Regions from separate parts of the Homo sapiens genome. Here region 2 is linked to region 1. Evidence: read pairs that join two places in POLR2A ChIA-PET (ENCODE). Cell type or tissue: PC-9. All regions are shown on one strand. Each heading gives the region's core, and the rest is flanking DNA. Links, peaks and the distances in the headings are about the cores only. Region 1 overlaps ZBTB8OS (zinc finger and BTB domain containing 8 opposite strand). Region 2 holds the start of NHSL3 (NHS like 3).

Evidence for each region. ChIA-PET counts read pairs that join two places held together with the same protein. Peaks named below come from ENCODE experiments on the same cell type or tissue, not always from the same donor. Only the 100,000 strongest peaks of a DNase experiment are listed, where the experiment ranks them.
Region 2: POLR2A ChIA-PET joins it to region 1 with 11 read pairs; 3 of 35 experiments call an interaction of 5 or more read pairs at or near these places.

Annotation. Positions count from the first base shown.
Region 1 is chr1:32,619,381-32,630,106 of GRCh38, forward strand. It overlaps ZBTB8OS (zinc finger and BTB domain containing 8 opposite strand), which reads right to left. Exons shown (of 7, transcript NM_178547.5): 6 at 8,128-8,164; 7 at 1,440-2,568. The coding sequence ends at 2,482. Among named protein-coding and RNA genes, the nearest start is that of ZBTB8OS, 26 kb to the right of the region's middle. RefSeq lists an enhancer at 4,329-4,398. In PC-9, for the core only: no CTCF peak of the experiment used is centred there; no DNase peak of the experiment used is centred there.
Region 2 is chr1:32,738,001-32,748,726 of GRCh38, forward strand. It overlaps NHSL3 (NHS like 3), which reads left to right and starts at 3,830. Exons shown (of 7, transcript NM_020888.3): 1 at 3,830-4,189. The coding sequence starts at 3,955. In PC-9, for the core only: a CTCF peak has its summit at 3,550 (motif pointing left); DNase peaks (open chromatin) are centred at 4,731, 5,121 and 5,891; H3K4me3 peaks cover 3,466 bases; H3K27ac peaks cover 3,380 bases.

The DNA of each region.
Region 1 (10,726 bases), core at 1,683-9,682:
ACCACACCTGGCTAATTTTTATAGTTTTTGTAGAAACAGGGTTTCACCATGTTGCCCAGGCTGGTCCCAAACTCATGGGCTCAAGTGATCCACCCACCTTGGCCTCCCAAAGTGCTAGGATTACAGGCATGAGCCACTGTGCCCAGCTCTATTTGGTTTTATTGTATTCCAACTCTCACCCTCTTCTTGCTCTGGATTTGGCCTTCATTGCCTTCATGGTCTTCCATTGTTCATTTTCACAATTAAGCCCCAATTAGCCCACGATATGCAAAGGTTCTGTGAAAAAAAAGAGCCCCATCACAGCCTGGCAATCAACCCTAATAAAAGGTAAAAGGATTCTGAGGGATGTGTTTGGCTTGGAGAGTAACAATTTAAATTTGTAAAATGTGCCTGAGTACAAAGGAGGTTAAAAAGCACTACCCAGTGTTCCTAATATATATTCATTTGAAGAGCTGCTTTTCAAACCACAGGCTCTTGGCCTATTCTTCATTAACCCTATTTTCTTTTTCTGTTTTGAGTCAGAGTCTCACTCTGTCACCTAGGCTGCAGTTCAGGGGCACAATCTCAGCTCACTTGCAACCTCCACCTCCTGGGTTCAAGCGATTCTCATTGCCTCAGGCTTTCGAGTAGCTGGGATTATGGGTGCCTGCCACCAAGCCAGGCTAATATTTTGTATTTTTAGTAGAGATGGGGTTTCACTATGTTGACCAGGCTGGGCTTGAACTCCTGACCTCAGGTGATCCGCCTGCCTCAGCCTCCCAAAGTGTTGGGATTACAGGTGTGAGCCACTGTGCCCAGCTTTCATTAACCCTGTTTTCTGTTAAATACCCATAGAAAAATAATTGCTAATCCGTTCCTTTTAGTTCAAGTTCGCCATACTATGATGATATTTAGCACCACCCAGTGGCAATTTTTTCTTATGTTCTTGGGAATAAATAGCAACTTTGCAAACTCTTGATCCCAAAAGAGAATACCTCAATCAATAGAAACAAGAAAAAAGGTGCAAATCAAACTAAATTTCATTTTTAAAAAGTCATCTACTTTAAGAGTTCAGATCATTTTAAGGTTGTTTTCCTGGCCTCCTGTCTCCTTAAAGACAAATAGCTAGGCCTGGTGCAGTGGTTCACACCTGTAATCCCAGTACTTTGGGGGGCCAAGGTGGATCACTTGAGCCCAGGAGTTCAAGACCAGTTCAAGACAACATAGTGAGACCCTGTCTCTACAAAAAAATTTAAAAATTAGCCAGGTATGGTGGTGCATTCCTGTAGTTCCAGCAATTTGGGAAGCTGAGTTGGAAGGACTGCTCGAGCCCAGGAGTTCGAGGCCACAGTAAGCTATGATTGCACCACTGCATTCCAGCCTGGGGGACAGAGCAAGACCCTGTCTCAAAAAAAAGGACGAATAGCTTAAGTAGTTAAACAAAAACAACAATAAAGAAATTTTTCAAAAATTCTCCTTTTATTCTCTAGTTATAAACATGTACTCACTTTCAAATAAAATTCTATATTAGAAGGAAAGGTCTCTTTGTAAGGCATAGTATTGACTTTTTCTTATGAGAAAACAGGAAATATCATTAGTGCTTTTAAAAAACTGAAAGCGTGAGAGAAAAATCAGGGCTCTATCTAGAGAAGTCTAATTGTTTCTCTACAAAAACCAACTGGAATACAGGATAGCTCTGTCCTATAGCAACCTAAACCAGCACCTCCCTTGATGTGCATATAGAAAATCTATGTCTTGTGGCCGGGCATGGTAGCTCATGCCTGTAATCGCAGTACCTTGGGAGGCCAAGGTGGGCGGATCACAAGGTCAGGAGATCAAGACCATCCTAGCTAACACAGTGAAACCCCGTCTCTACTAAAGATACAAAAATTAGCCGGGCATGGTGGCGGGTGCCTATAGTCCCAGCTACTCGGGAGGCTGAGGTAGGAGAATGGCGTGAACCCGGGAGGTGGAGCTTGCAGTAAGCCGAGCTCACACCACTGCGCTTCAGCCTGGGCTACAGAGCGAGACTCCGTCTCAAAAAAAAAAAAAAAAAAGAAACAAAATATATGTCTTAACCAACTTGGAAGAAAAACAAAATTCTGTGTGTGGAAATATATTTTTTCAAGTTATTCTTCTTTCAACCTGGATTCAGCCTCAGGCTGCTGCTGACATCAGTGATCCTCTCTGGGGTGAGGCTGGAGGGCTTGCATTGCACTGGAAGGGCATGAGGCACACCTACTGCCACAGCAGAGAATCAAAGGACCATAACTGTCCCTTGGGGGGTTGAAGAATTCTTTAAAGTGTGAATATTTGGGGAACACAGACCAAGGCTGTGCCCTGATTTTCCCTTTCTGAAAGTCACACTTTAACTAAAATATTTCTGTTCTACAAATTTCCATATATCAAAAAAAAGCTGTAGAATTTAATTCATAGTGTCTTCTCAAAAGGAAGAGGAAAACAAAAACAGTTCTTCGTAGGAGTCTTTTATTTTTTGGTGTCTTAAATGTCAATGATCACAAAAACTTCCGGGTTCTCTTCATTATAGACCTGCATTGCTGAATATGTTATTGCTTTGACTTCTGTTCCCTAAAGTTGGGGTTAGAGAAAAAAAAAAAAAAAAGGAAAATAGGATATTGAAATCATAATCATTAACTCTAGCAACAATCAGCAGAAAGTAAAAATTTTAGTATTTTGAAAATGAAAAACTCACATGAAACAATTAGTTATCAAATTAGGAGAATATACAGGGATCCAAGAAAAATGAGAGGCAACACATGCACAATGGAGTTGGGACATGGAACTCTAATCCTGGCTTTGTTTCCACCTGGGTGTATAGAAATTGTCTGGCCTGTCTGGACATCAGTTTTTCATTTATAAAATGGGTTAAATCACATAAAGACACATCCATGGGTATGTTCACTGCAGCACTATTCACAATAGCAAAGACATAGAATCAATCCACATGCCCATCAATGGTAGACTGGATAAAGAAAATGTGACACACATACACCATAGAATACTACACAGCCATAAAAAAGAATGAGATCATGTTCTTTGCAACAACGTGGATGGAGCTGGAGGCCATTATCCTAAGTGAATTCATGCAGGAGCAGAAAATCAAATACCATGTTTCCATATATTTATTTGGGACATAAACATTGAGTACACATGAACACAAAGAGGGAAACAAGACACCGGGTCTATTTGAGAGTTGGGGGAGGGTGAGGATTGAAAAACTGCCTATCAGGTATTATGCTGATTACCTAGGTGACAAAATTATCTGTACACTAAACCCCCACAACATGCAATTTACCCATGTAACAAACTCGTATATGTACCCCATGAACCTAAAAATAAAAGTTGGAAAGAAAAAAAAGTAAAAAACTTTTGAGGATGATTAAAAAAAAAAAAAGAAAATGGGTTGAATCAAAGAACACAAGCTTTTCTACTATTTGGCTCAGGGCTCTTTCTGAAATCAAAACCACCTCCTTATACTCTGACCTAGGCCCTAGGAATTCAACTTATTCTCTTTTCCTCAGTTGACAACACTCACTTCACCTCTTGGGACTCTTCTCTTTCCAAGTCTAGCTGAAGAATAAGATATAGTTTCCCAGGTCAAAAGCTCTCCACACGTCTCTGATACATGACATTGCCCAACCCTGCCCCAGTTTAAAACCACAGAATTAGATGTTCTCTTAGGTTCTTTCCAGCTCCAAAAGGAATCTACAATAATTCTGTGCACCATAAAATGTACCAGGCAATAGGTAAATGGCATTTGCTAGCTCTACACCACACAAAAAAAGGAAGATTTCACAGAAGGATATAAGTGGCACTGCCACTGCTTTTTCTCCTCTGCCACAATCACCTGGCAAAACCACAACCTAATTCAAGTTCAACTGTCTGCTTATGGCAGCACACACCATGCTAACTGGTATCACCCTGAGTGTATGTCCACACATCTCAAACAGGAATTCAGTACTCGCAGTAAAATCTTACAATTACCAATAAATTCCCTTTTTCACTCTCTGAGACAATTCTTTCTCTTCTCCTCTAGTGATCATTCCTCCCTCATTCTCACTCTCAATCAACTGTGCTTCCTAGAGAAAGTAAGAGCAACTCAGTAAGAACTGACTCATTTTCCTACCACCAAATCTACCATCATGCTGTATCTGTACTCACCTTAGCCTGATTGCAATGAATGGCTTGTCCCTGGCTCCCATCAGAAGGCCAACTCCCATACGTGAGTACTTGATCCTATACTCCCCTTACCAAATTTTACCAAAGAGGCTGTGGCCCTATCTCTACAACCTTGTCTCCTACTATTACACCTTCACTCTCAGCTCCAGCTTGCTGTTCCCTGAACTTACCTCATTTCAGGGCCTTTACACCTGTTTCTTCACCTAGAAAGTTCTTCCTTATTTCTGCTCACTCCTCATCTCTCTTGCCTCTGCTCAAATATCACTTTCTCAAACATACTGATATATTTTGGCTGTGTCCCCACCCAAATCTCATCTTGAACTGTAGTGCTCATAATCTCCACGTGTTGTGGGAGGGAGGGAGCAGGTGGAGATCATTGAATCACGGGGGCGGTTTCCACCATGCTGTTCTAGTGATAGTGCGTGAGTTTTCAGGAGATCTGATGGTTTTCTAAGGGGCTTCCCCCTTCGCTCAGCACTCACTTCTCTTCCTGCCACAATGTGAAGAAGGAAGGGTTTGCTTCCCCCTCCACCATGATTGTAAGTTTCCTGAGGTCTCCCCAGCCATGCTGAACTATGAATCAATTAAGCCCCTTTCCTTTATAAATTACCCAGTCTCGGGTATGTCTTTATCAGCAGCGTGAGAATGGGTTAATAAACATATATTTTCTGACTACCCCCTCCCCTCCTCCAACCACTCTTACCTTATCCTGATGGCACTGTTCACTATCTGAAATTATATTATGTGTTTACATGTTTGTCTGGCTCACTTCTCCCACTACATTTTAAACTCAGTAAGGGCAGAGACTTCGCTTATCCTATTACATTTCTACCTCGAGTGCATAAAAAAAAGTCTGAAACACTGGAGGCACTTGATAAGTATTTGCTGAATGCATGCATAAATTCATGGATGGATGGCATATGGATTCATGGAGAGAAGGTAAAGACAGTATTAAAACCAGGAAGGTATTTTTAAACCAAGAAATATTCCAGGAACCAGATGTTTTAATAAGCTATTTGTAAAACATTCCTTTTTGCTTTGAAAAGTTGATTGGCTGGGCCCAGTGGCTCATGCCTGTAATCTCAGCACTTTGGGAGGCCGAGGCAGGTGGATCACCTGAAGTCAGGAGTTTGAGACCAGCCTGACCAACATGGTGAAACCCCACCTCTACTAAAAATACAAAAATTAGCCGGCTGTGGTGGCATACACCTGTAATCCCAGCTACTCAGGAGGCAGAGACAGGAGAATCGCTTGAACCTGGGAGGTGGAGGTTGCAGTGAGCTGAGATTACACCACTGCACTCCAGCCTGGGCAACAGAGTAAGACTCCATCTCAAAAAAAAAAAAAGAGTTATTTGATCATTCATTCAAAAAATAAGAAGTAGCTGGGTGCAGTGGCTCACGCTTATAATCCCAGCACTTTGGGAGGCCAAGGTGGGTGGATCACCTGAGGTCGGGAGTTCGAAACCAGCCTGGCCAACATGGTGAAACCCAGTCTCTACTAAAATACAAAAATTAGCCTGGCATGGTTGCATGGGCCTGTAATCCCAGCTACTCGGGAGGCTGAGACACGAGAATCGCTTGAACCTGGGAGGGGGAGGTTGCAGTGAGTAGAGGTCACGTCACTGCACTCCAGCCTGGGTGACAGGGTGAGACTGTCTCAAAAAAAAAAAGAAAGAATAATAATAATAAAAAAAACTGTTGGCTGGGCGCGATGGCTCACGCCTCTTTTGGGAGGCTGAGGTAGGTAAATCACCTGAGCTCAGGAGTTCGAGATCAGCCTGGCCAACATGGTGAAACCCCATCTCTACTAAAAATACAAAAAATTAGCCAGGTATGGCGTCATGTGCCTGTAATCACAGCTACTTGTGAGGCTGAGGCAGGAGAATCGCTTGAACCTGGGAGGCGGAGGTTGCAGTGAGCTGAGATCGTGCCACTGCACTCCAGCCTGGGCAATAGCATGAGACTCCGTCTCAAAAACAAAACAAAACAAAACAAAACAAAACAAAACAAAAACTGTTAGGAGTACCAAGCTGGAATTGGTGGTGTGCACCTGTAAGCTCAGCTACTCAGGAGACTGAAGTGGGGGGATTGCTTGAGACTAGGAGTTTCGGATCAGCCTGGGCAACACAGCAAGGCACTGTCTCACATAAACAAAAACTCTTAGGAATAAATGAAATTAATTTGCTCACAATCCATTCTGAACACTTCCAATGACAAATATGAATTTAGAATACAGTTATGTGCCGCATAACATTTTGGTCAATGACTAACTGCATATATGATGGTGGTCTGAGAAGATTATAATGCTGTTTCTTTTTTTTTTTTTTAGATGGAGTTTTGCTCTTGTCGCCCAGGCTGGAGTGTGCAATGGCGTGATCTCCGCTCACTGCAACCTCTGCCTCCCAGGTTCAAGCGATTCTCCTGCCTCAGCCTCCCGAATAGCTGGGATTACAAGCGCCCGCCACCGCACCCAGCTAATTTTTGTATTTTTAGTAGAGATGGGGTTTCACCACGTTGGCCGGGCTGGTCTAGAACTCCTGACTTCAGGTGATTCACCCACCTCGGCCTCCCAAAATGCGGGGATTACAGGCGTGAACCACCACGCCGGGCCTATAATACTGTATTTTTACTATACCTTTTTTTGGTATTTAGAAATATAAATACACAAATATTTACCAATGTGTAACAACTGCCTATAGTATTCAGTATAGTAACATGCTGTACAGGTTCATAGCCTAGGAGCAATAGGCTATACCATATAGCATAGGTTATAGCATCTAGGTTTGTGTAAGTACACTCCATGATGTTTGCACAATGATGTAATCGCCTAAAGATGCATTTCTCAGAATGTATCCCAGTAGTTAAGTGACCTGTCTGTATCTGGCCTAAACACAGGGGTCAGCAAAATATATATAGCCCACAGGCCAAATTGCCTCTTTTTGTACAGTCCCATAAAGTAAGAGTGATTTTTACATCTTTATTTATTTACTTTTATTTTATTTTTTTGAGACCAGTCTCGCTCTGTCACCCAGGCTGGAGTGCAGTGGCATGATCTCGGCTCACTGCAACCTCTGCCACCCAGGTTAAAGTGATTCTCCTGCCTCAGCCTCCTGAGCAGCTAGGATTACAGGCGCGTGCCACCACGCCCAGCTAATTTTTGTATTTTTAGTAGAGGCTAGGTTTCACTATGTTGGCCAGGCTGGTCTCAAACTCCTGACCTAAAGCGATCTGCCTGCCTTGGCCTCCCAAAGTGCTGGGATTACAGGTCTGAGCCACCATGCCTGCCCTGATTTTTACATTTTTAAATGGTTGGGGAAAAAAATCAAAACAATGACATTTTGTTACATTTGAAAATGATAAGAAATTCAAATTTCAATGGGCATAAATAAGTTTTACTAGAATACAAGTGAACTCATTCATTTAAGTATTATCTATGGCTACTTTGGTGCTACAACAGAAGCACTGAGTAGCTGCTCTTCTGTCATTCTGGGCCCACAAATCTTAAAACATTTATTATCTGTCCATTTTACAGAAAAAAACTGCCAACTCCTGTTCCAATAGATTTTCCTACCATAGAGTGAGGCCATACAGGTCGGCAAATACAGAATCTAGAGACACACAGAAAGTAGAAGGCACAATAGAGAACATCTAGTCCAACATCTTTATTATAGGAGAAGAAATAAAGGTCAAAAAGGCAAAGAGAATTTCAAATTCCACAATAATCTGAACAAACTTGACCCTAGAACCCAATGCTGACGCCTCATCCACTAAATCAGGTGTGTATAATCACAGTATTTTAACAAAATATATCCAGACAGGTCAGAGAAGCTTGAGAAAAACTTATCACTTTACACCAGTTAGAACTAACTGAAGTTGATTGTCACATATATGAACTTTATGGTAAGGAAATTTTTCATGTTCTTAATGGCTGGATTTTAAAACATACCTGAGGGTGCTTGGACAATGAAAATTCTTCTCCCCACCTTGAGAATACAAATTAAAACATGATTAAGATTTGTTCTCTCTTTATATGTTTTAAAATAAGCCTTGTAAATGTGGTTAACATGCTAGAAAGCCAAAAGAGACAGGAGGGGGTCAGGGAGCTGTTAAGTTTCATTTTCATTTGTCAGAAGATACAGCTGTTGAGGGACGTGTGTGCAGTGTCATCATTTGCTCTCAAGGTTGATAGTTAAGGCCAGGTGCGGTGGCTCATACCTATAATCCTGGCACTTCCGGAGGCCAAAGGGAGGATCGCTTGAGCCCAGGAGTTTGAGAACAGCCTGAGCAACATAGGGAGACCTCATCTGTACACAAAATTAAAAAAATAAAAAAAGTTAGCTGGGTGTGGTGGCACATGCCTGTGGTCCCAGCCACTCACGAGGAGGAGGCAGGAAGATTGCTTGAGCCCAGAAGTCAAGGCTGCAGTGAGCTGTGATTGCACCACCGCACTCTAGCCTGGGTGTCAGGGCAAGACTGTGTTTCAAAAGAATTTTTAATTATAGGCCAGGCGCGGTGGCTCATGCCTGTAACCCCAGCACTTTGGGAGGCCGAAGCAGGTGGATCATCTGAGGTCGGCAGTTGAGGTCGGCAGTTTGAGACCAGCCTGACCAACATGGAAAAACCCTGTCTCTACTAAAAACACAAAATTAGCCGGGCGTGGTGGCGCATGTCTGTAATCCCAGCTACTTGGGAGGCAGAGGCAGGAGAATCGCTTGAACCCAGGAGGTGGAGGTTGCAGTGAGCCAAGATCGCGCCACTGCACTCCACCCTAGGCAACAGAGCGAAATGAAAAAGGTCAGGCGCGGTGGCTCATGCCTGTAATCCCAGCACTTTGGGAGGCCGAGGTAGGCGGATCACCTGAGGTCAGGAGTTCAAGACCAGCCTGGCCAACATGATGAAACTCTGTCTCTACTAAAAATACAAAAATTAGCCAGGCGTGGTGGTAGGCACCTGTAATCCGAACTACTCAGGAGGCTGAGGCAGGAGAATCGCTTGAGCCAGGAGGCGGAGATTGCAGTGAGCTGAGATCATGCCACTGCACTCCAGCCTGGGCAACAGAGCGAGACTCTGTCTCAAAAAAAAAAAAAAATTTAATTCTAGTGGCCAGGCACAGTGGCTCCCACCTGTAATCCCAGCACTTTGGGAGGCAGAGGTAGATGAATCCAGGAGTTCAAGACCAGCCTGGCCAACATGGTGAGAACTCGTCTCTACTAAAAATACAAAAATTAGGCAGGCATGGTTCCATGCGCCCGTGGTCCCACCTACTCGGGAGGCTGAGGCACAAGAATGGTTTGAATCTGGGAGGCGGACATTGCAGTGAACCAAGATCACATCATTGCACTCCCAGCCTGGGCAACAGAGTGAGACTGTCTAAAAAACAAACAAACAAAAAATTAATTTTAAAAACTTTAAAAAAAGGTTGATAGTTGATCTCAAAATAAATGTGCCCCAATATAGTGTACCTATGGTGGAATCTCAATAAACATTGTTTAGTAAATATTGTTTCAAAACAGAGTAGTAACATATTCAAAATTTTTACTATCCTCAGTTATGAAACTAGTTAAGTAGGCTGGGTGCGGTGGCTCACACCTGTAATCTCAGCACTTTGGGAGACTGAGGCAGGAAGATAGCTTGAGCTCAGGGGTTTGAGACCAGCCTGGGCAATGTAGCGAGACCCTGTCTCTACAAAAGATTAAAAAAAAAAATTAGCCAGGCATGGTGGCATATGTCTGTTGTCCTAGCTAGGTGGGAGGTTGAGGTAGGAGGATTGCTTGAGCCCAAAAGGTCATGGCTGCAGTGAGCCATGATCATGCCACTGCACTCCAGGCTGAGAGACAAAGCAAAACCCTCTCTCAAAACAAAAACAACAAAAACAAAACAAAAAAGAAAAACAAAAACTAATTAAATAATACCTCCCACTGGAGAAAGCAAGTCTGAGTACCACAAAGGCAAAATACTAGACTCTATAATACAGTCCGAACTTGGTTTACACTTTACAACTTTTCCAAAAATATCCATGATCTGTATATAGAAGGCCCTAGAAAAGTAATCTAGAACTTAGGATCAGTCTCCTCTCTGTCTTTGACACTAATGTGAGTGAAGATCACAACGTGGTATAATAGAAAGAGCAAAGCTTTAAAATTCTGTTCAAACACTTATTAGCTAGTACTTTTGGACATGCTTGTTTCTTTTTTTTTTTTTTTTTTTTTTGAGCCAGAGTCTCGCGCTGTTGCCAGGCTGGAGTGCAGTGGCACAATCTTGGCTCACTGCAACCTCTGCCTCCTGGGTTCAAGCGATTCTCCTGCCTCAGCCTCCTGAGTAGTTCAGATTACAGGTGCCCACCACCACACCTGGCTAATTTTTGTATTTTTAGTAGGGATGGGGTTCCACCATGTTGGCTAGGATGGTCTCAATCTCTTGACCTCCTGATCTGCCCGCCTCGGCCTCCCAAAGTGCTGGGATTACAGGCGTGAGCCACTGCACCCAGCAAGCCTGTTTCTTTACTCATTAAAAAACAACAAAAAACAAAACAAAACAAAAACACA
Region 2 (10,726 bases), core at 1,578-9,577, 120 kb after region 1:
TGTTGCCTCTTTTTTTTTGAGACAGAATCTTGCTCTGTCGCCCAGGCTGGAGTGCAGTGGCACAGTCTCGGCTCACTGCAACCTCCACCTCCCGGGTTCAAGCAATTCTCTGCCTCAGCCTCCCAGGTAGATGGGATTACAGGCACCCGCCACTATGCCCGGCTAATTTTTGTATTTTTTTTTTTTTTTGGGATGGAGTTTCGCTCTTGTTGCCCAGGCTGGAGGGCAATGGCACGATCTAGGCTCACTGCAACCTCTACCTCCCAGGTTCAAGCGATTCTCCTGCTCAGCCTCCAGAGTAGCTGGGACTACAGGCATGCGCCACTATGTCTGGCTAATTTTTGTATTTTTAGTAGAGACAGGGTTTCTCCATGTTGGTCAGGCTGGTCTCGAGCTCCCGACCTCAGGTGATCCGCCTGCCTCAGCCTCCCAAAGTGCGGGGATTACAGGTGTGAGCCACTGCACCTGGCCTAATTTTTGTATTTTTAGTTGAGACGGGGTTTTACCATGTTGGCCAGGGTGGTCTCGATCTCCTGACCTCATGATCCGCCCTCTTTGGCCTCCCAAAGTACTGGAATTACAGACGTGAGCCACCGTGCCCGGCATTTTTATTTTTGAGACGGAGTTTTGTTCTTATTTTCCAGCCTGGAGTGCAGTGGCACCATCTCGGCTCACTATAACCTCTGCCTTCTGGGTTCAAGCGTTTCTCCTGCCTCAGCCTCCCGAGCAGCTGGGACCACAGACAAGCACCACCATGCCTTGCTAGTTTTTTTGTATTTTTATTTATTTTATTGAGACGGAGTTTTACTCGTCGCCCAGGCTGGAGTGCAATGGCATGATCTCGGCTCACTGCAACCTCCACCTCCCGGGTTCAAGTGATTCTCCTGCCGCAGCTTCCTGAGTAGCTGGGATTATAGGCGCCTGCCAGCAAGCCTGGCTAATTTTTTTTTTTTTTTTTTTTGAGATGGAGTCTCACACTGTCACCGGGGCTGGAGTGCAATGGCGTGATCTTGGCTCACTGCAAACTCCGCCTCCTGGGTTCAAGTGATTCTCCTGCCTCAGCCTCTCGAGTATCTGGGATTACAGGCGCTTGCCACCTTGCCTGGCTAATTTTTGTATTTTTAGTAGAGACGGGGTTTCACTATGTTGGCCAGGCTGGTCTCAAACTCCTGACCTTGTGATCCACCTGCCTCGGCTTCCCAAAGTGCCAGGACTACAGGCGTGAGTCACCTTGCCCGGCCTGCTATTGCCTCTTGAAATTCTTTTTTTAAAAGACAAAGTCAGGCCAGGCACAGTGGCTCACGCCTGTAATCCCAGCACTTTGGGAGGCCGAGGCGCGTGGGTCACCTGAGGTCAGGAGTTCGAGACCAGCCTGACCAATATGGCGAAACCCCGTCTCTACTAAAAATACAAAAATTAGCCAGGCGTGGTGGCGGGCGCCTGTAGTCCCAGCTACTCAGGAGGCTGAGGCAGGAGAATCGCTTGAACCCGGGAGGTGGAGGTTACAGTGAACCGAGATTGTGCCACTGCACTCCAGCCTGGGCGACAGAGCAAGACTCAGTCTCAAACAAACAAACAAACAAACAACAACAACAACAAAAAGACAAGATTTCACTCTGTTTCGCAGGCTGCAGTTCAGTGGCGCGAACATGGCTCACTATAGCCTTGACCTCCTGGGCTCAAGGGATCCTCCCACCTCAGCCTCCCGAGTGAGTAGCTAGGACCACAGGCACTTGTCACCACACCTGGCTAATGAAAAACAATTTTTTTTTTGGAGAGATGAGCTCTTACCATGTTGCCCAAGGCTGGTCTCGAACTCCTAGGCTCAAGCAATCCTCCCACCTTGGCCTTCCAAAGTGTTGGGATTACAGACATGAGCCACTGTGGCAGGCCTTGAAATTCTTAATAAGTTTTTTTTTTTTTTTTTTTTTTTTTTTTTTGAGACAGAGTCTCGCTCTGTCACCCAGGCTGGAGTGCAATGGTGCAATTTTGGCTCACTGCAACCTCCGCCTACCGGGTTCAAGCAATTCGCCTGCCTTAGTCTCCCAAGTAGCTGGGACTACAGGCATGCACCACCACACCCAGCTAAGTTTTTGTATTTAGTAGAGACCGGGTTTCACCATGTTGGTCTGGCTGGTCTTAAACTCCTGACCTCAGGTGATCCATTTGCCTGGGCCTCCCAAAGTGCTGGGAATACAGGCCTGAGCCACCATGCCTGGCACCTGTAACACTTTTCTCTTGAAAACTGCATTCTCTACATTCCCTTTCCTCACCAACTAACAGAGGAAGAGGCTGGGTTCTTAGGAGTGCTAGGCTGGGCCAAGAGCACCCAGAGTACAGGGCTGGTTCCTGATCCAGAATGGGTGCTCTGGGATTGTGGGCTGGATCTGAATGAATGGTGGTTAGACAAGAAACTGAGGCCCAGCATGGACACTGGGTGGTCTGCCCCAGGGCCCCCAGGTGGGAGAGTGTCAATGATGTCCCAGGTTCACCACAGCTGAGCCCCTGGGGACATGCAGGGGGCTAAGGCAGGTTAGGGAGATCCCACTGCACTCTAGTAATCCTGCAATGTTATGGTGAGTGCTATCTACAGTGCGCCGGGGCTGACTGGGCTGGGTGGCCCAGACAAATGGGCCCCTGCCCTCGTGGAGACCAGGACCAAGAGAAAGCCGTGTGACCAGAGTCAGATTGGGTGATTCTGGCCACCCCACTGGTATGGACATCACAAGGCCCTTCTGGGGACTGACGGAGGAGGTTCAAGGGTGCTGAACCCACAGCTGGTCCCCAGCGCAATTTCTAGTCCTTAGGGTTTGAAGCCTTGGACCAGCCTGAGACAAAACCCAGATGACCATCTTGGCTCCTCTCCCGCTGACCACCTCTGTCCCCTTCTGGCCTCCATTTCCGTTGTCGTGGGATCAGATGATATAAAAGGGCTTGGTCAGCTGTAATAGACCCAGAGGCCTGTAGGCAATGAGTACAGCAATTTCAGGATTCTTAATGTTTCCTTTCCTACCAGCCTCCCAGTCACACCTCTCACCTGCCCAGAGTTCAACCCTAATTAGTGTTGAGCATCTCAGTGGGAACTCCTGGTCCAGGCAGGAGTGCCCTGGGGCCTCAAATCCTAGTCCAAGGGTAAACGGAGGAAGGGCTATCCTCATCTTGCCACCAAAGGGTGAGGCAGGAACACAGTGGACCTGGGCCCCCGCTGCACACCGAAGATGGTTGGAGCCTGGAAGGTGTGGTAAAGAGCGAGGAGGCGACCCCAGTCAGCAGATGGGAGGGAAATGCCCACTGCGGGTCACAGGTCTTGGACGTGTCTGAAGCCTCTATTCCTGGCGCAAGCGCCCCAACACTGTCGGGGCTTGGAAGGAATTCTCCAAATTCCCTTATTCCAGGAAAAAATATTCCAGAATCCCCTGTCTATTCCCAGCCCAAACTTGGGATACCAAGTCTCCTGGGGTCCAACCCCAGCCTCTCGCTCCTCCTTTCCTGCGCCCTTCCCCTTTCCGTCCCCACCCCATACCACCCTCTTCCGAACAGATCTCCCGCGGTGCCCCCTGCGGGACGGAACCTCAGTGCCGCCCCCTCCCGGGCGGCCCCACGACCCGCCCTCTCGGGCCCCAGCGGGGGGCACGACCCCGGGCTCCCGGGACCCCCTCCTCTCGGGACTGGACCTCGCCCTCCGCCGGGACCGGGGGAGGCGGGGAGGGGCCGCAGGCAGCGGCGCTCCCGCCCTGCGGCCGCTCCCGCCCCGCTCCTTCCCTCCCCGCCGGCCTGCGCCCCGCCCGCCGCTCGGCCGGCCCCTCCCGCGCCGCTCCCGCCGTCCGCTCTCCGCGCCCGCTCGGCCTCCGCCGCCCAAACTTTTCTCCGGGCGCGCGTCCCCGGCGGCCGCCCCCGGCATGGGCACCGCGCCGCAGGGGGCCTGACCCGCCGCCCGCTCCGCCCCCGCCTGCCATGGCGGCCCGCGCGCCCCCCGCCGCACCTGCGGCCGAGGAGCCGGGGAACCCGGGCGGCCCCCCGCGCAGGAAGAAGTCCCGCTCCGGCGCGTCCGGCCTCCGCCGCGCCTTCAGCTGGCTGCGGGGCAAGCGGCGCAAGAAGAAGGCGGCGGGGGCCGAGGGCGCCGAACCGGCCGCCCCCCGGGCCAAGAAGGCGGAGGACAAGGCCAAGAGGGCCAAGGGCAAAGGCCGAGGTAAGGCGGTCGGCACCTGGGCTGAGCGCGGGGGGGCGTCGAGGGTGCGGCCGAGGGGGCTCTGCCGGGGGTCCGCGCGCGGCGTGTTGGAGGGGGGTGACCCCCAGGAGCTGGTGCTGGAAAGCGAAGAGGCCAGGGCTGAGTCCGAACACTTCCACCCTGCGCTGCCTTCCGCAGTTTCCAGACCCAGTCCTGCCCCGCTGTGAGGGGAGGGGACCCCCGGCTGGGGCAGGGATCCCCTGGCAGAGCAGGAAGTGCTGGTAGCCCGACTCCAGGGCGGTGAGGCGATTCCCCCTCCCCCAGGCTCACCGAGGTTCTGCCCTCTGCTGAGTCAGGGGGTCAGAGACTTAACGCTGGCCTGTGGCCAATGGGAGAGACAGGTGGCCTTGGGTCTCTGGTGGGGACCCTCTGGGTCTGGAAGGTCAACCGCACTCACAAAGAGTTTCAGCTCCAGCTGGATCTGGATTTCCAGCCCCACAAAGGACCTCACATGGAGCACAGTGTGCCCTGCCTTAGCTTCTTAACAGTGCTGGCTTTTCCCACCTGGCCTCCCTCAACGCTCACCTGGGCCAGGCCACAAACATCACCTCCTGGGGTAGTGAGCTCACCAAGGTGAACCAACCCGCCCCTCCCTATCACTCCTTCTTCCAGCCCTGGAGAAACATGCCAGTGTCGGAAGTGTGCTTACAGATGGGGGAAACTGAGGCCCAAGCTCAGTGGAGAGGCTGTACCTGGGCTGGGGTGGGTACTTAAAATTCAACAGCTAATTCTCAGTCTTTCTGAATTTGAGTCCCTGGGCTCCTCCTCTGGCCTGGACGGGCAGCCTGAAAGGCGGGGAAGCCGACCTGGCCCATCCCTGCTGGGGTCATTTTCAGTTCCTTTCTTGGGCCTTCCCTCATTTTCCAGTTTCTGTCTTCCTTTTGATGGGGAGGGCTTGAGTCTTTGCAAGAGGGTGGAGCTCCCTTGGGGCTTGCTGTCCTGGGAAGTCCACCTTTCCTAGACTGCTGCTGCAGTGCTGGAGGTGAGGAAATGGCTGGGTGTGCGGGCCCATCCCATTCTGCCTGTGTTTACCCTCCCAGTGTCCTTTAACCACCTCTTCTGGGAGAGTTAGAAGGAACACTTTAGGGGTCAGGAAGAGGGTGGAAAGCCTCATGTGTGATTGTATCCGGCTTGATCTTCCTTTTGGATAAGGGCCCTGCTTCCCTGCGGCACAGCCACACATAGAAGTGAGGGTGCTGGGGCTGGGGTGACTGGGCCAAACCCTGAGGGAGGACTGGATTTGGGTGAGGGGTGTTTCCAAAGCCTCTGCAGTCCTAACAGGACATGGAGTCTGTCCCAGGGCTGCCCCACTGGGATTCAGTCTGAAGTCATCCCCGTCTCATTCAAGAGGGCATTGCAGCAGGATGTATTGTGGTCAGACTGTCAGGATTGGCAGGCAGAAGGCTAGTGGACTAGCAGTGTATACTCCAGGGCAATGGACCTTTTTCCTCTGGGAGACCAGCCTGGAAGGCAGGGGGCTGGAAAAGCTGAGCCTGTAGGTCACTGCTCCAACAGCCTGGGTTTGGGTTCATTGGGTCAGTGGCCAGGCCTCCCTCTTGCCTTGTGTTTGGTATCAGGTGGCTCTGGGCTTTCTGGGCAGCATGTCGGCCTGATTTGAGCCCACGTGCATGGGTAACACCTCCTTGCCCCTGGCTGTTGTTTCTCCAGGTCTGGAGGTGGCCCTGGGTATGACTGGAGGAAGTCCTGTTCCCTTTTACTCCAGCCTCCTATTATTGCAACTGTTTCCTTGTCACCTGCCTGGCCCAACTTCTTTTCTGTTTATTAAGAGAAATAAATCTGATCCCACTAATCTCCACTGGCAACGCTGGCCAGGAACGGGAAGCCTGCAGAAGGCTTAACTCTTTCAGGGAGAATGTTCAGAATGGAGATTGGGAGAGGTGGGGAGGAGGGATACACAGGAGATTCCTGGGAGGTCAGGGATCTTTGCTGGGGAAGTCATTATCTCCTCCATTCCAATCTCTGGCTCAAAGACCTATGAGAGGCAGGTCTTGATTCCTCTAATCTGACTCTCCTACTTTAAGATGGAAAAACTGAGCTTGTCATGGAGTTTTGAGCACCAGTCTTCCATGATTCCCTTGCTGACCTCACTACCCTGCACAAACTTAGAAGAAGAGAGGAAGTCTGACATTTATTGATTAGTCTGAATATGTCAAGATCTTACTTGCAGATGAAAAAATTGAGGCTCAGGGACAGTGAGTGACTGATTTGACCAAACGGATTTAAACTCAAATCACCTGCCTCAAAAATCGGGACTGTTTTCATGACTCTCCCAAGGACATAGAGCAGCAGGTAAGGCTTGAAGATCTTCTTGTTCAACTCACTTTACAGATGGGAAATGGCCCAGAGAGAGAAGTGAGGGAACTTGATAGAGTGGGGAGAGTATCAGAATCAGGCCAATGAGAGTTTAAATCCTGGCCCAGCTACTAGCAAGCCCCATGATGTAGGATGAGCAACTTCTCAGTGGGCTCCCTGATTCCACCACTGTCTTGTGGGGAAGAAAGGGGGAATCCTCTGGCTGGACATTGCCTTGATGGGCTGTGACCTTTCTGTCTCACCAAGATTCTCACAAGAGAGCATATGAAAATTATATTAAAGGCTGGGCGTGGTGGCTCATGCCTGTAATCCTAGTATTTTGGGAGACCGAGGCGGGCAGATTGCCTGAGCTCAGGAGTTCGAGACCAGCCTGGGCAACACGGTGAAACCCCGTCTCTACTAAAATACAAAAAATTTGCCAGACAAGGTGGCGTGCACCTGTAGTCCCAGCTACCCGGAAGGCTGAGGCAAGAGAATTGCTTGAACTCGGGAGGCGGAGGTTGCAGTTAGCCAAGATTGCACCGCTGCACTCCAGCCTGGGCAACAGAGCGAGACTCAGAAAAAAAAAAAAGAAAAAAAAAAGAAAATTATATTAAAGAGAAGTAACCATAGAAATGCAAGGGGTTGCTATGCCTGTGTTTATAAGTTTAGTCACCTGAGCTCTAACGACCCAGTCTGGAAGGAATGGGCTCTGGGCCTAAGAACAACTTTGCTTGACTGGGCGTGGTGGCTCACACCTGTAATCCCAGCACTTTGGGAGTTTGAGGTGGGTGGGTCATGAGGTCGCGAGTTTAAGACCAGCCTGACCAACATGGTGAAACCCTGTCTCTACTAAAAATACAAAAATTAGCTGGGCGTGGTGGCGCGTGCCTGTAATCCCAGCTACTCAGGAGGCTGAGGCAGGAGAATCGCTTGAACCCGGGAGGTGGAGGTTGCAGTGAGGCGAGATTGCACCACTGTACTCCAGCCTGGGCGACAGAGCGAGACTAGGTCTCAAAAAAAAAAAAAAAAAAAAATGGACAACTCTGCTTCCCTGGTCTGCCCCTCTCAAGCTACAAGATGCTGGCAGGTTATTCACCCCTCCAAGCCTCAGTATCCTTATCTGTAAAATAGGGATAATAAATCCTAGCTTTATAGGGGCCTTTCCAGGATCAAATGAGCTAACAGACATGCAAGTGCGTTGTGAACTGTGGAGCATGGTGCAGCTGGCAGCAGGTTTCTGCTGTTGTTATGCTGCTGAGGACTTGAGCATTAGTTAAGTTCACCCTGATCCATGTTTGGAAAACAGCCCATGATGATGATGATTATTGAGGGGGATTCACAGAGGATAGAGTCTCACCTTTGTCCCACAGGAGGACTCAGACATAAGAAAAAGTTAAAAAAACAGGCCAGGCACGGTGGCTCACGCCTGTAATCCCAGCACTTTGGGAGGCTGAGGCGGGCGGATCACAAGGTCAGGAGATTGAGACCATCCTGGCTAACATGGTGAAACCCTGTCTCTACTAAAAAATACAAAAAATTAGCCAGGTGTGGTGTCGGGCGCCTGTAGTCCCAGCTACTTGGGAGGCTGAGGCAGGAGAATGGAGTGAACCCGGGAGGCGGAGCTTGCAATGAGCCGAGATCGCGTCACTGCACTCTAGCCTGGGCGACAGAGCGAGACTCCAGCTCAAAAAAAAAAAAAAAAACAAAAAAGAACAAGTTAAAAAAAACAAAAACAAACAGGAATCCATATCTTCCAGAAATATCACCTGGACTCTAGACAAGTGTGTGGGTAGGAAGTGTTTCTGGGACAGATGCCAGGATTGGAGCCCAGCAGATAATCAGGGGAGGCTTTCTGGAGGAGGCGAGCGCCTATGGAAGGAGGGCAGGGTCCTGGCTAATCTGAATGGGAAGAGAAGTAACAGGAAGGCTGCTATGTGCTATATATACCCTGGCCAGGCATTTTCATCAAAGTCTTCCTATGTCCTTACAGCAACCTGGGAGGTGGACAGTTACCACCATTTGTAGGTGAGAAAAAAGGGGTGAGAGTAAGTAGCCCGAGGTCACTCAGCTTCATTTATTTGAAGAGGACATATTCTTTACTCTGGAGTGTAAGGCACTGTTCAAGGTGATGTGAATGCCAGAGGACCAGACAGGCAAGGTCCCCATCTATGTGGAAGTGAGGTTCACAGCATCACAATGACGGAGCCACTCAGTCTGCCTCCAGAGGCCACACTCTACAAAGAAAATTATATGATGATGGCTGTGTTTCTGACTCTGGAGGCAGGTAACCTCTCTAGAGTTTTAGACAAAACCAGTTTTGGGGAAAGGGGTATGTAGTCCTCCTGAGGGTTTCTCTTGTGCAGTGGGCAGCGGCTGAGGGGTGGGAGTAGGCATGGCTCTGATACTGAGAATTTGAGAGCTACCCTGCCAGGCCTAGCTGACTTAGCCCCATGTTAACTCCAGTCAGTTCACTGTGGCCTCTCCAAGTTCCCTCTGGCCACTCAGGGAGGACTGTCCTTTCATGGTGTGGAGTTGTGGAGAGAACCCTGAGTTTGAGTTCTGCTCTGTTGTATGACCTTGGGTAAGTCCTGCCCCTCTTTGGACCAGACATGCCCTGTCTTGACAAAGATGGTTTTTTTTTTGTTTTGTTTTGTTTTTTGAGACAGAGTCTCACTCTGTCGCCCAGGCTGGCGTGCAGTGGCGAGATCTCAGGTCACTGCAACCTCTGCCTCCCAGGTTCAAGCGATTCTTCTGCTTCAGCCTGGGACTACAGGTGAGTGCCACCGTGCCTGGCTAATTTTTGTATTTTTAGTAGAGATGGGGTTTCACCATATTGGCCAGGCTGGTCTCGAACTCCTGACCTCATGATCCGCCCGCCTTGGCATCCCAAAGTGCTGGGATTACAGGCGTGAGCTACCGCGACTGGCCGACAAAGATGGGGTTTAATGGCCTCTGAGACTCTTGCTAGTTCTAGGATTCTGTGAGTTTGAGAATGGGCTGAGGGAGCAAGCCTGTAGGGGCTGGGGGCTAGGCATGGAGATGGGAGCTGTGTCCAGGAAAGGAGAGCTGACCTCCAGCCAGCCAGATAAGACACTGAGACCCAGTGGCCTGGATGTCATAGGAAGGGGAGTAAGGTGGCTGGGCGTGGTGGCTCACACCTGTAATCCCAGCACTTTGGGAGGCTGAGACAGGTGGATCACTTGAGGTCAGGAGTTCAAAACCAGCCTGGCCAACATGGTGAAACCCCGTCTCTACTAAAAATACAAAAATCAAAAATTATGGCCGGACACAGTGGCTCACGCCTGTAATCCCAGTGCTTTCGGGGGCCAAGGCGGGAGGGGATCACCTGAGGTCAGGAGTTTGAGACTAGCCTGGCCAACATGGCGAAACCCCATCTCTACTAAAAATGCAAAAATTAGCTGGGCATGGTGGCATGCATCTGTAATCCCAGGCTACTCGGGAGGCTGAGGCAGGAGAATAGCTTGAACCCAGGAGGCAGAGGTTGCAGTGAGCTGTGATCACGCCATTGCACTTCAGCCTGGGCAACAAGAACAAAAAGCTCCGTCTCAAAACAAAAAACAAAAATTAGCCAGGCGTAGTGGCAGGCGCCTGTAGTCCCAGGTACTTGGGAGGCTGAGGCAGGAGAATCACTTGAACCCAGGAGGCGGAGGCTGCAGTGAACTGAGACCACGCCACTGTACTCCAGCCTGGGCGACGGGAGTTCAACTGGGCAACAGTTTCATTCAAAACTCAAAAAAAAAGGAAGGTGGGTAAGGAGAGTCCATTATGAACAATGTCATTTCTCTCTGCTGAGGAAGGGGCCTAGATAGTTCCAAAGCAGTCAGAGTCAAGTCTCTGGGGTCGTGGGCGCCTTGCCCTTCTGAGGTCAGGATGGTGTCTGTTTGCCCGTCAGTCAACACTCCCATGTGTTTTCCCCTTCTGTGTCAGTTCCTGTGCTGCTTCTCCTGCCTGGAATGTGCTCCCCTTCACTTTGCTATCCAGTGAACTCCTATTCAGCCCTCAGGGCCTGGTGTCAGTGTCATCTCTGTGATACTCCCAGGGGAAATTATTGTCCCCAGACCCTAGAGCAAGGTGCTTAAGAGAGTTGGGGTTGGGCAGTATATGCTTTTCCAGCCACTTTCTTCTTGGGTAAAGGGCACCTCAGTGTCCTTACCTGGGGCC